Regions from separate parts of the Homo sapiens genome. Here all the other regions are linked to region 2. The links are chromatin contacts, found by Hi-C or POLR2A ChIA-PET in ENCODE. All regions are on one chromosome and are shown on one strand. The core of a region is the stretch at or near the end of the contact, and the rest is flanking DNA. Distances in the headings are between cores, read along the strand shown. Region 1 holds the start of PEX13 (peroxisomal biogenesis factor 13). Region 2 holds the start of FAM161A (FAM161 centrosomal protein A). Region 3 holds the start of TMEM17 (transmembrane protein 17).

What was found. Hi-C counts contacts between places; a loop is a spot of excess contacts on that map. ChIA-PET counts read pairs that join two places held with the same protein, here RNA polymerase II (POLR2A). Pooled maps may share reads with other maps.
Region 1: a pooled map shows a loop between it and region 2 (10-fold over the local background). The contact joins the promoter of PEX13 here to the promoter of FAM161A in region 2. A Hi-C loop is called at or near these places in 2 of 37 single-sample maps with no recorded cell type and 14 of 50 pooled maps. POLR2A ChIA-PET finds 5 or more read pairs at or near these places in 1 of 52 experiments (naive thymus-derived CD8-positive, alpha-beta T cell).
Region 3: a pooled map shows a loop between it and region 2 (5-fold over the local background). The contact joins the promoter of TMEM17 here to the promoter of FAM161A in region 2. A Hi-C loop is called at or near these places in 4 of 50 pooled maps.

The regions. Positions count from the first base shown.
Region 1 is chr2:61,015,625-61,019,091 of GRCh38, reverse strand. PEX13 (peroxisomal biogenesis factor 13) reads right to left here and starts at 1,372. Exons shown (of 4, transcript NM_002618.4): 1 at 1,241-1,372. The coding sequence starts at 1,332. It overlaps PUS10 (pseudouridine synthase 10), which reads left to right and starts at 837. Exons shown (of 18, transcript NM_144709.4): 1 at 837-1,084. RefSeq lists an enhancer at 916-965.
Region 2 is chr2:61,852,604-61,855,733 of GRCh38, reverse strand. It overlaps FAM161A (FAM161 centrosomal protein A), which reads left to right and starts at 1,674. Exons shown (of 7, transcript NM_001201543.2): 1 at 1,674-1,875. The coding sequence starts at 1,693. RefSeq lists enhancers at 481-530, 1,271-1,500, 1,741-1,900, 2,061-2,190.
Region 3 is chr2:62,504,648-62,507,822 of GRCh38, reverse strand. It overlaps TMEM17 (transmembrane protein 17), which reads left to right and starts at 1,628. Exons shown (of 4, transcript NM_198276.3): 1 at 1,628-1,793. The coding sequence starts at 1,694. It also overlaps the pseudogene RPL37P13. RefSeq lists silencers at 1,448-1,717, 1,928-2,097, 2,435-2,729.

The sequences.
Region 1 (3,467 bases), core at 123-2,622, 840 kb after region 2:
GTCACCACTATAAAGAAGAATGGGAGAGTTTAGCCGTCTTTTATTTTGAAAAATTCGACATAAGTCTGGCAAATGTTAACACTGTTTAAAGTTGAGTAGTGAATATATAGGTATTATCTTACTCTCTACTGGTCTCTGTGTTTAAAATATTTCACGATAAAGTGGGAAAATGGTTAATTTTACATAAAAAGAACTTTAACAGATGCAAAAAATAAAACCTCTCTCATTCGACAAGCAGCCTAAATGGGGAAAAAAGAACCCACTCAAAAAAAAGGTAGCAGATAATGTCACCGTGGCTTACCAGCCTAATCAAACTTATTACTTGTTATGTATATATCCTTATTAAACTAAGTCGTTACTGTGTTAAAGCATTTTAGTGTTTAAATAAAAGATTTCAGAATACAGCAGAAATACATTCCAATATGTTGGGGTTTTTACGCTTAGGAAAACCTACAATAGTAGGTGATTTGACATTTGAATCACACCTATCTGAATTAAGATGTCCAGCACTACCAAACAAAAGCCACACGAGGCCACGAAACACTCCCAACTCTGCATGTTTTAGCCTTTTTAAAGTCCTAGAAACCAACTGATACTGATTAAAAACCAAACAAAAAAAAAATACAGGCCTCAGAAAAATACACTATTTTGCACACAAAGTCCATCCATAGGCCTCAGATCTAGAACTCCTGCTTTAAAGTTGCTTCTCCAATCTCGATCCGAAACACTGGCTGAGTTATGCTGGAAAAGAATGCAAAGTGTACGGGGCTTGAGTTCCTGTTGCGTAAAACCTTTCCGGCTTTCAGCAACTTCTCGAGAGGTTAACACCTTTAAGGAGAGACTTTGCTCCCTGTCGATGCCGTGGCTGGACAAATGCCGCTCTCAACTGCTACAGACCAAAGTCTACGCTTTAAAGATAGAGAAGCCATTCTGTCAAAGTGAAAACAGAAGCGGTAGGTAGGAAGCCGCCCCCCTTTCTTTCAAGCACAGAGACCCAGAGAGACGCCCAGGAGCTCCCGAAAAAAACGTTGCTGATTAGAGCTGCCGGGTCAGAAACAGCTGTGAGACACTAAAGTCCCCACTGGTAAGCGCCCCAGCTCCACCTCGGCCCCTATCCCCAAGGTTGGGTATTGGTTAAAGGGGGGAAGGGAATACCTCCACTAACAACCGCTACAACCGCCTCCTGCCAAGTCCCCGCTCGGGCCCACTAAACTCACAGCCTGAAGAATCCCACACTCACTGGAAAGTGGGGCCCGGTCCTGGTCCCGGTCCGGCTCCCGGAATTCGGCGGGTCTCCCAGGGTTTGGGGGGAGGTGGCGGCTGGGACGCCATCTCCTCCGCCTCCTCTCGGCTCCCGCTCCTACCCCTGACTGTCCAGGCCCGCGTAGACCAGCACCTGGAGCGTAAGACACAACGGGCAGAACACCGAGCCGTCCACCCCGCCCACCCTTGCAGTCAGGACAAGGCTTGAGTTACTTTGCCAGCTGAATCCATACAGCGGGAGGATGCCACTAATTTGTAGGAAGAAACACGCTCTTTGTATTTGCCCCAGAAAGAGCTGCCTTTCTAAACCTCAGGGTAAAGGCTCATCGATATTTCTGGTAGCGGCTACAACTCCCTAGACGTCGGAGTCCCACCGAGGCTTTTCTGGGAGTGGACCAGTCGGGCTGGGAGTAAAGCCGCACGCACTCCTTCGCTCGTGGGGGAGGTAGGGTGAGGTGGCAAACCAGGCAGTTTTTCGGATTTCCTCTACAAACAAGAAGGGAGAAGCTCACTTAGTCCTAGCGAGAGCGGGCTGGTACTTTTGTTCTAAAACGCACGTTTCCTCGGGGAACAGAATTGCTAGACGCAATAGGTGCGTTGTCTTTAGTCTTCCCTCTTCCCTTCGAGGGCCGGAAGGGGTTAAATCTCAGGCTCCGGCGTCTGGGGAGAAGGTGAGGCGGGTAGGTAAGAGGTGAAGGAGTGCAGACTGGGTGCAAAAGAGGTGTGGCGGGAGAGAGTTCGTTTCTCTCCTGCTGGAGCGGCTTTGTTAGCAAAGGAGGGGTGAGTGGGAAGTTTGTTGCACCTGACCGAAGGGGGAAGGGCTTGCTTGGCGAAAACTGAGGCTTGAGGTTAGATCTCGGGATGAACTTTTCAAGAGTCCACAGTAGATTCCAGAGCTGAATGTTTCAGAAGCCCAGTGAAGTGTGATCACCTCTTTCTCCGTAAATCCACACCCCCAGCCCCACGCCGCGTTACGAATGACACCCTTCGGTAGGGAAATGAGTTTTAAAAGATCTTAGGATATGAGACTCAGTCTGGTCATTTCGCTAGTTTTTCTTATACCCTGCCCCTTTTCTCGTTTTCGATGACTGGTTTTTGTAATCGTCCAAGAGGTGAAAATAAAGTCCTTCCTCTCCTCCAGTAAGCCAGAGACTGGGCTAGTTATCCTTGATTTGGGGAGGAGGGATTCAGTCCTCCTAGGGAGCCTGACACATGAAAGGCGGCTTTGTAGCAACTTGTTACAGAGTTATTTCTATAAAACAAACACATAAACGAAAAGCAAACATCTTGAGGGTAACCAACACTGGAAAACTTACATTGTGGAATGCCTTTCTCAGGGCTTGCTTTCAAACATAATAAATCTAATATGGACAACCGATTTCTAATATCTTATGAAATCCTGGCATTTAATTATCTCACGATGAAAAAACCAAATTTAAGACGTAACGTATTTTCTCCTTTTAATGTTAACATTCTTGAGAAGTTGATAAATTGTTGGTAGGTGAAAATGATGTTGAGAGGTTTGTAAATTCATAGCTCGTTTATTAACACACATTCAAAAGAGGTCTTTTTTGGGGTCTATTTTTAGACCTCTTCAAATTACTCAGGACTGGAAGTTTTGTAATTCTCATCAATCAGGTTTGGGAACTTCTCAGAGCCAGGAGATTGTAATGTGTCATTTATTTACTTTGCATGATACCTTTGTTCTTGTGAACTTACTGGAAAAATAAACATTGTCTTCTAGCCATGGAAAATAAAATAAATTTTAATATAGCTATTTAAGTATCGAGGGAAATCTTCATTAAGTGTCCTTTTAAAGTGCTTATTGATTTATTGGAAGAGGGTGTATTTCTTCTGTCTCTTTTTGAGTTAAATGTTACTTCTGAATTAAGTAAAATTCTTGACCTTAACTAATGGAGAAAAAATAACTTAGAGTAACAGGTGAAACAGAAACAGTTTCTCTGTGTATGTAGTCAGAGATGCACTGTAAATGCTTATATTCGCCCCTCACAGCATCCGATCTCTTCTCTGCATCAAAGTAGATTAAATGGGCTGGGAAAAGGGATCCAGATCACTAGTAAATAGTAATGACTTGACCTTGACCACACAGATCTTATTTATTTATTTATTGAGATGGAGTCTCGCTCTGTTGCCCAGACTGGAGTACAGTGGCACGATTTTGGCTCTCTGCAACCTCTGCCTCC
Region 2 (3,130 bases), core at 425-2,924:
TAGATCTTGGATATGTCACTCTCATCTTAATCACAAATAAAAACAAAAATATTAACCAACATTCATGTTGGAACTAGGTTGTTAAACAATTGCAACCATAAGTTGGCCACAAATACAGGAGTACAGCATAAACCAACGAAAGCATTCTGAGAGAAGCAATTGTCTATGAGGAATTTACAGTAAAGAGAATAGGATATTTCATTATTTATAATTCATCTGCTATAATTCCTTATCAATACTTTTGTTGGTGGTGGTGGTGGTGAGACGGAGTCTTGCTTTATTGCCCAGGCTGGAGTGCAGTGGCGCCATCCCGGCTCACTGCAACCTCCGCCTCCCGGGAGTGCGCCTGTAATCCCAGCTACTCCGGAGGCTGAGGCAGTTTTGTAGCCACAAAACTGGCTGCCGTGTCTGACTGGAAATTGCTCCCCTGGAAACTTGGCCACACCTGGCGGTGCATATCTCATGGTTCTGGCTCTGGCTTCTGCTTAGAACCCAGTCAGCATCTGTTCCAGCATGGGAAGCAACTGTTCAGCTAAAACCAAGAGCAGCCTGAAGGAAGTGGGGACGTAGGAGACTTTGTAGGTGCTCACACCCAGACAGGAGAACAAAGGTTTGGTAAGGGCTCAGACCTTAGAGACGGGTTCTCGACGATGTGCAGCGCATAACGAGGAAAATACTGACCGGAGGGGGCCGGTCGTAGGGCTGGGGAGCAGGAGGAGGGCAAAGGATAGAGAGGGGGTAGATAGGGAGTAGATAGGGGGCGGCAGCCTCGGCCTCAGTAAGCAGGGGCTCAGGGAGCAGATGTCTGAGACTGCACCACGTCCGCTATTTTGAGGTTTGGCTTCTCTTACTGCCACGTGGTGCAGAGGGAAGGCGCCATTTGATGCGTCCAAATCCCGAGTGGGAAGAGAAGATACGGATGAGGGAGATGGATGTGTCTGTGGTGACTCTTGGGCACTTGTGCCGTTCAATCCTGTCACTCTCAAGCTGAAGAACCCAAAGCAAACGCCAGGTTTACAATACCTGCACTATCACTCATTAGTGGGAGGGTCAGGCGCCACCCAACTCTGGGCTTTTATTGGTCATGTCAAGAAAAAAGCGAGAGGGACAACTGGGAGCCTCCTTCTGATTGGTGGATTCCTGCTAGCCCTCAAGTCAATCAGAGTAGAATGTACCGCCCTCCTTCCCACTCTGGCCCCCGCGGGAGACATGTTAGGTAGCGGGACGCCAACCTTGTCACTCTTCTGAGACCGCCACCCAGTAACACGCCCTGCTTTCCTCCGCCGCCGCCGTCTCCTCCATCAACTGTCTCCTTCTAACATGTTATTGCAGTTAATAAAAAAGCGTTCTTTTCTTCACAAAAGCAGTTGTTTCATTGTATAATGTGAGAAGTCTGCGTTCAGGCGGTTAGACGCAAAGGAGTGGAATAAGTGCCCTGTTCAGCCTGCCAACCTTCGGAACCAGCCAACAGACTCGGTACTGACTGCCATGATCCAGTAAGCACCCGACTCGGGTCTCTGGCAGCCTGAGTGGATTTTGCGTGACTTTTGGTCCCTGGCGGCTCCTGTAGCGTCCCCAGTTACGGCGCCCATAGCAACCGGCTCCCTAGCTAGGCGCCCCCGGGTTGCCAGGGGCCGCACCAGCTTTCCCGTCCCGGGCCAGCGCAGGCGCTCAGGCCTCGGAGGCGGGGCGATGGCCACCTCCCACCGAGTGGCGAAGCTGGTGGCCTCCAGTCTCCAGACCCCGGTAAATCCCATCACTGGAGCGCGGGTCGCCCAGTACGAACGCGAAGACCCCTTAAAGGCCCTGGCGGCAGCGGAGGCGATCTTGGAGGACGAAGAGGAGGAGAAAGTGGCTCAGCCCGCTGGGGCATCGGTAATACTGGGGCGGGACTTGGGCTGGGACCTCGCATGGGCTGGGTGCAGGCTGAGGGCTGTCCGGTTCCCCGCCCAGCTGAGGGCAGGCTGGTAAACGCGGGTCCCTGTGCACATAGTCCCTACTTGGTGGTCCTGGCCCAGCCCCTTCTCTACGCTCACGAAAATTACTCTAAATCGAGGCGTTGAAAAGTGTTTTAATTTTCACCAGTCTGTTGTAAAAGCTTCCTAGACAACATTTATGTTACTCTGCTTCTGGCAAGTGCAAAGTATAGAATTTTACTCTCTACTCTCCAGCATCTCGGGAATGGATATATAGAGATATATCTGGCTATATATAGTAATTTGAGGAAAACTGTTCTGTCAGGTGTGTTTCGTTATTACCTTAAGATCTTGGTTATAAGCGGATCTCAACATAGTGCTCTAAAGATGTGTGTTTAAAACCATCACGTGTTCACTGGCTAAATCAGACACGGATACAGATAAGCAAATCACTGAGGTTTCAGTGTTTCCTAAACAGCTCTTTAGGGTACAGCGAGACGGCCTTTTCACTGATCAGTTTTCATTGTTAAATCTGTTGTGGACACCAGTCCAGCAGGTAGAGGGCAGGGTCTGCCATCTGCTCAATTCACTTAAAAGATGGGAATCTTGGCCGGGCGCGGTGGCTCGTGCCTATAATCCCAGCACTTTGGGAGGCCGAGGTGGGCGGGTTACGAGGTCAGGAGTTCGAGACCAGCCTGACCAACATGGTGAAACCCCGTCTGTACTAAAAATACAAAATTTAGCCGGGCGTGGTGGTGCGCCCCTGTAATCCTAGTTACTCGGAAGGCTGAGGCAGGAGAATCGCTTGAACTTGGGAGGTGAGGGTTGCAGTGAGCTGAGATCTCAGACCCAGTCTCAAAAAAAAAAAAAAAAAAAAAAGATGGGAATCTTGAATTTAAACTAGCAATCTGCAGATAGAAAAAATTTCCTAATACCATGTGTCCAAAGCTTCTCAGACACCAAACTTATGATTGAGGACTAACTGAAATCACTGGATATTTTGGAATTCTGATCTCTTTAATCTACAGTAAAATTGTTAATGAGAACATCTTTAGCAACACCTTTTGTGACCAATCTTTCACCAACAGACAAACAACTTGAAGTTATCCAGAGTAAGGCAGACTGAGACCCTGAACATGAACCAGGATCAGAGTGCTAGGACCGATTTTGTTCATGATGAAGCTACCCCTCAACACAATTTTCAGTAGGCAACA
Region 3 (3,175 bases), core at 379-2,878, 650 kb before region 2:
TGACAAAGGGAGTGTCATCATCTAGAAAGTGGTGCGATAAGATGCACAGCTAGTGCTGCCCTGTGACTCTAACTCCTTCAAAAGTCCGCCTGTGGCAAACGCGGCTACCCTCCCAAGCCAAGATAAAGTATAATTGGAGTGCCGAGGCTAAAAAATATACCAGTGGGACTGGTCGAATGAGGCACTTAAAAATTGTGTACAGCAGGTTAAGGCATGGATTTTTTAAAGGAATGCCACCTAAACCCAAGAGGACAGCTGCTGCAGCATCCAGTTCATCTTAAGAATTTCAGGCCAGGTACGGTGGCTCACACCTGTAATCCCAGCACTTTGGGAGGCCAAGGCGGGTGGATCACTTGAGGTCAGGAGTTCGAGACCAGCCTGGCCAACATGGCGAAACCCTGTCTCTACTAAAAATACAATAATTAGCCGAGTGTGGTGGCGGGCACCTGTAATCCCAGCCACTCGGTAGGCTGAGGCAGGAGAATCACTTGAACCCAGGAGGCGGAGGTTGCAGTGAGCCGAGATTGTGCCATTGCACTCCAGCCTGGGTGACAGAGCAAGATTCTGTCTAAAAAAAAAAAAAAAAAAAAAAATTTTAGATTAGTCACACAATAAATGTTCTGATTTAAAAAAAAAAAGGCAAAACTCTCCTTTGCTGTTAGAATTCAGGAAAGGTCAGTTATGAGTGAGGAGTGGGTTTAGTGACTGAAAGGAAATAGGAAGGGGGAGTTTCTGGGAATATTGTAAAGTTTCTTGAACAGGGTGCTGATTACACATACAGATTTCAGTCTATGTATATATATTACACTTATTTCTTAAGTAATATATATTACTTACAAAAGGTGTACAATTTTTCTGTATGTGTATTACACTTAGTTTTTTTTAAGTAATATATCTTGAGAGAAAGCTAGAAAATAAGACGTTTAAAAATTTTTGAATCACCTACAATCCCACTATCCAGTGAAAACGACTGTTAACATTTTGGACTTTTTTCCAGTTCTTTTTTTCAAGCCAGTGTGCACACGCTCTCTCCTCCCCTCCACTCATACACATAAATTTTGCTAAATTAGGTTCATTCTCATTTAGTTTTATTTCTGCTGTATTTTTACATAAAGTTAAACTATACCATTCAATATCCTTTGCAAGCATTTTATAAGCAGCTGAAACATACTCCATTGAATGTATGTGCTCCAGTACATTTAATCAGTTGCCCATTGCTGTTTTCTTATTAAAAAATAATCAGTCACATGATGTCTCTCTCTCTCACACACACCCCTACACCTCTAGACATTCTTTAAGCTCTGCATTCGTTCTCTATTTCTCTCCAGAAAGGTTGTACCGATTTACAGTTCCACTGGCAAATGTGAGGGCTCCTTGTATCGCAGTCCAACCCCAGCTCATTTCTTAGTATAGGTTTGTTTTTAGGATGGTCGAGCTCAAAGCAGAACTAAGGGATCTGCCGTTTTGTACACGGCCGAGGCGCGCGGCTCCCTGGGCCTGGAACGCGCTCTGAGCGCGCCGGTCCCTTCCAGGTTGCGCGGGCTCCGGACGAGACCCAGCCCAGCCGGGCAGCCCCGCGCGCTCCCGGGTCCCGCCGGCCTCGCGCCGCCCGGTTGCCGTGGGAACCACGGAGCCTCGGAGCGCCCGCAGACTAGCCCGTGTCTGAGGGGGTGAGGGATACTGAGGCCCAGGCATGGAGCTGCCGGATCCGGTGCGCCAGCGGCTGGGAAACTTCAGCCGGGCCGTGTTCAGTGATTCCAATCGGACCGGTCCAGAGTCCAATGAGGGTCCGGGTGAGTGACCGAGGCCCGGTGCAGGGGGTGTGGCCTGCCGAGGGCTTGGCGTGGATTTTGGAGCGTCCAGAATTTGCCCGTACCTAAAATGGCGATGTCGCCTTCAGCCAGTTCTCCGCAGTGCGGGAGAGCGCCTTGGAGGAGGGGCCGGGCCGGACAGGGAGCTGAGGCGCTGGCGGCCTCCCGCCCCCGGCCGGGCCTGGTCTCCGCGTGGTGCTCCCTGGCCAGCTTGTTGCAAGCGCGGCAGCTGACGTGGGGCCGATCTCTGTGCCGCGCAAGGCCCATCATTGTCCCGGAGAAACCCCAAAAATAAAAAGATAAAAGCCGCCCTTGCTGCACAGGCTGGTCCCCCGCGCGCCGCGAGAGCGAAGGCCCAAGTTGTTTTGCCTCTGCGGCGCCCGCCCCGGCTTTTCTGTCCAGGATGACGAGGAATAGCCCAAGCAATCCCACCTCCCCCGTCCCCACCCCCACCCCAGGGAACAAATTTGCCTTTTCCCTTTTCCTAGCAGAACAAGTATGTTCCTAAGCAAGGCCATTTTCTCGTAGAAGACATTAAAAAAAAAAGTTAATGAGTCCTTTCAAACCACCATCCACTCCCACTGGCATGTGCCATACTAGCCGGGCGTTCAACAAAACTCACCCCTTCCCTGCCTTCTCCTCCTCCCCTATATGTAACTCTTATCATAAGGTAACAAAATACCATGATGCTTCTGCGTCCTTTAACTTGATGTCAAGTGATAACACAGTTTCCTCCAGAACAGTTTCCTCCTCCTACATCATGATGGTAGACAACACACTGTCAACCAAACCCATGTGGTTTTCATCATTCAACTCTGCTGGGAAATATCAATCTTTTCCTCTGCTTGGTTTTAGAGAATTTTTAAAAGGGACAGAGAAAAGTAAAGGCAGTTCCCAAAGCTGCATTTTGTCACCTTGATCACTTGCCTATTTCCCAAATGTAGGCCTTTATGATTTAGGATGTACAGAGAAAAATGTGAAAAAAATAGGTTTTCACGTTTCTGGTTCCAAGGATGAGGCTTAATGAGCACTAACGTCTGATAATACAAGGTAAAAAGACGTTTTCTGAAAAGGACCAGATAGTAAATATTTTAGACTTTGTAGGCCATATGGTCTCCACGGCAGCCATTGACAATAGTTATTGAATAGGCAGGGCTGTGTTCCAATAAAACTTTATGGACACTGAAATTTGTATTTCATATGGATTTCACGTGTGGAAAAAATATTACTTTTTTAACCATTTAAACGTGAAAAAACATTTTTAGCTCATTGACTGTACAAAAACAGGCAGCTGGCCAGTTGTTTACCTATCCCTGATTTATATTGTATGTTTTAATTTAAATTCCATTTACAGAACTCAACTT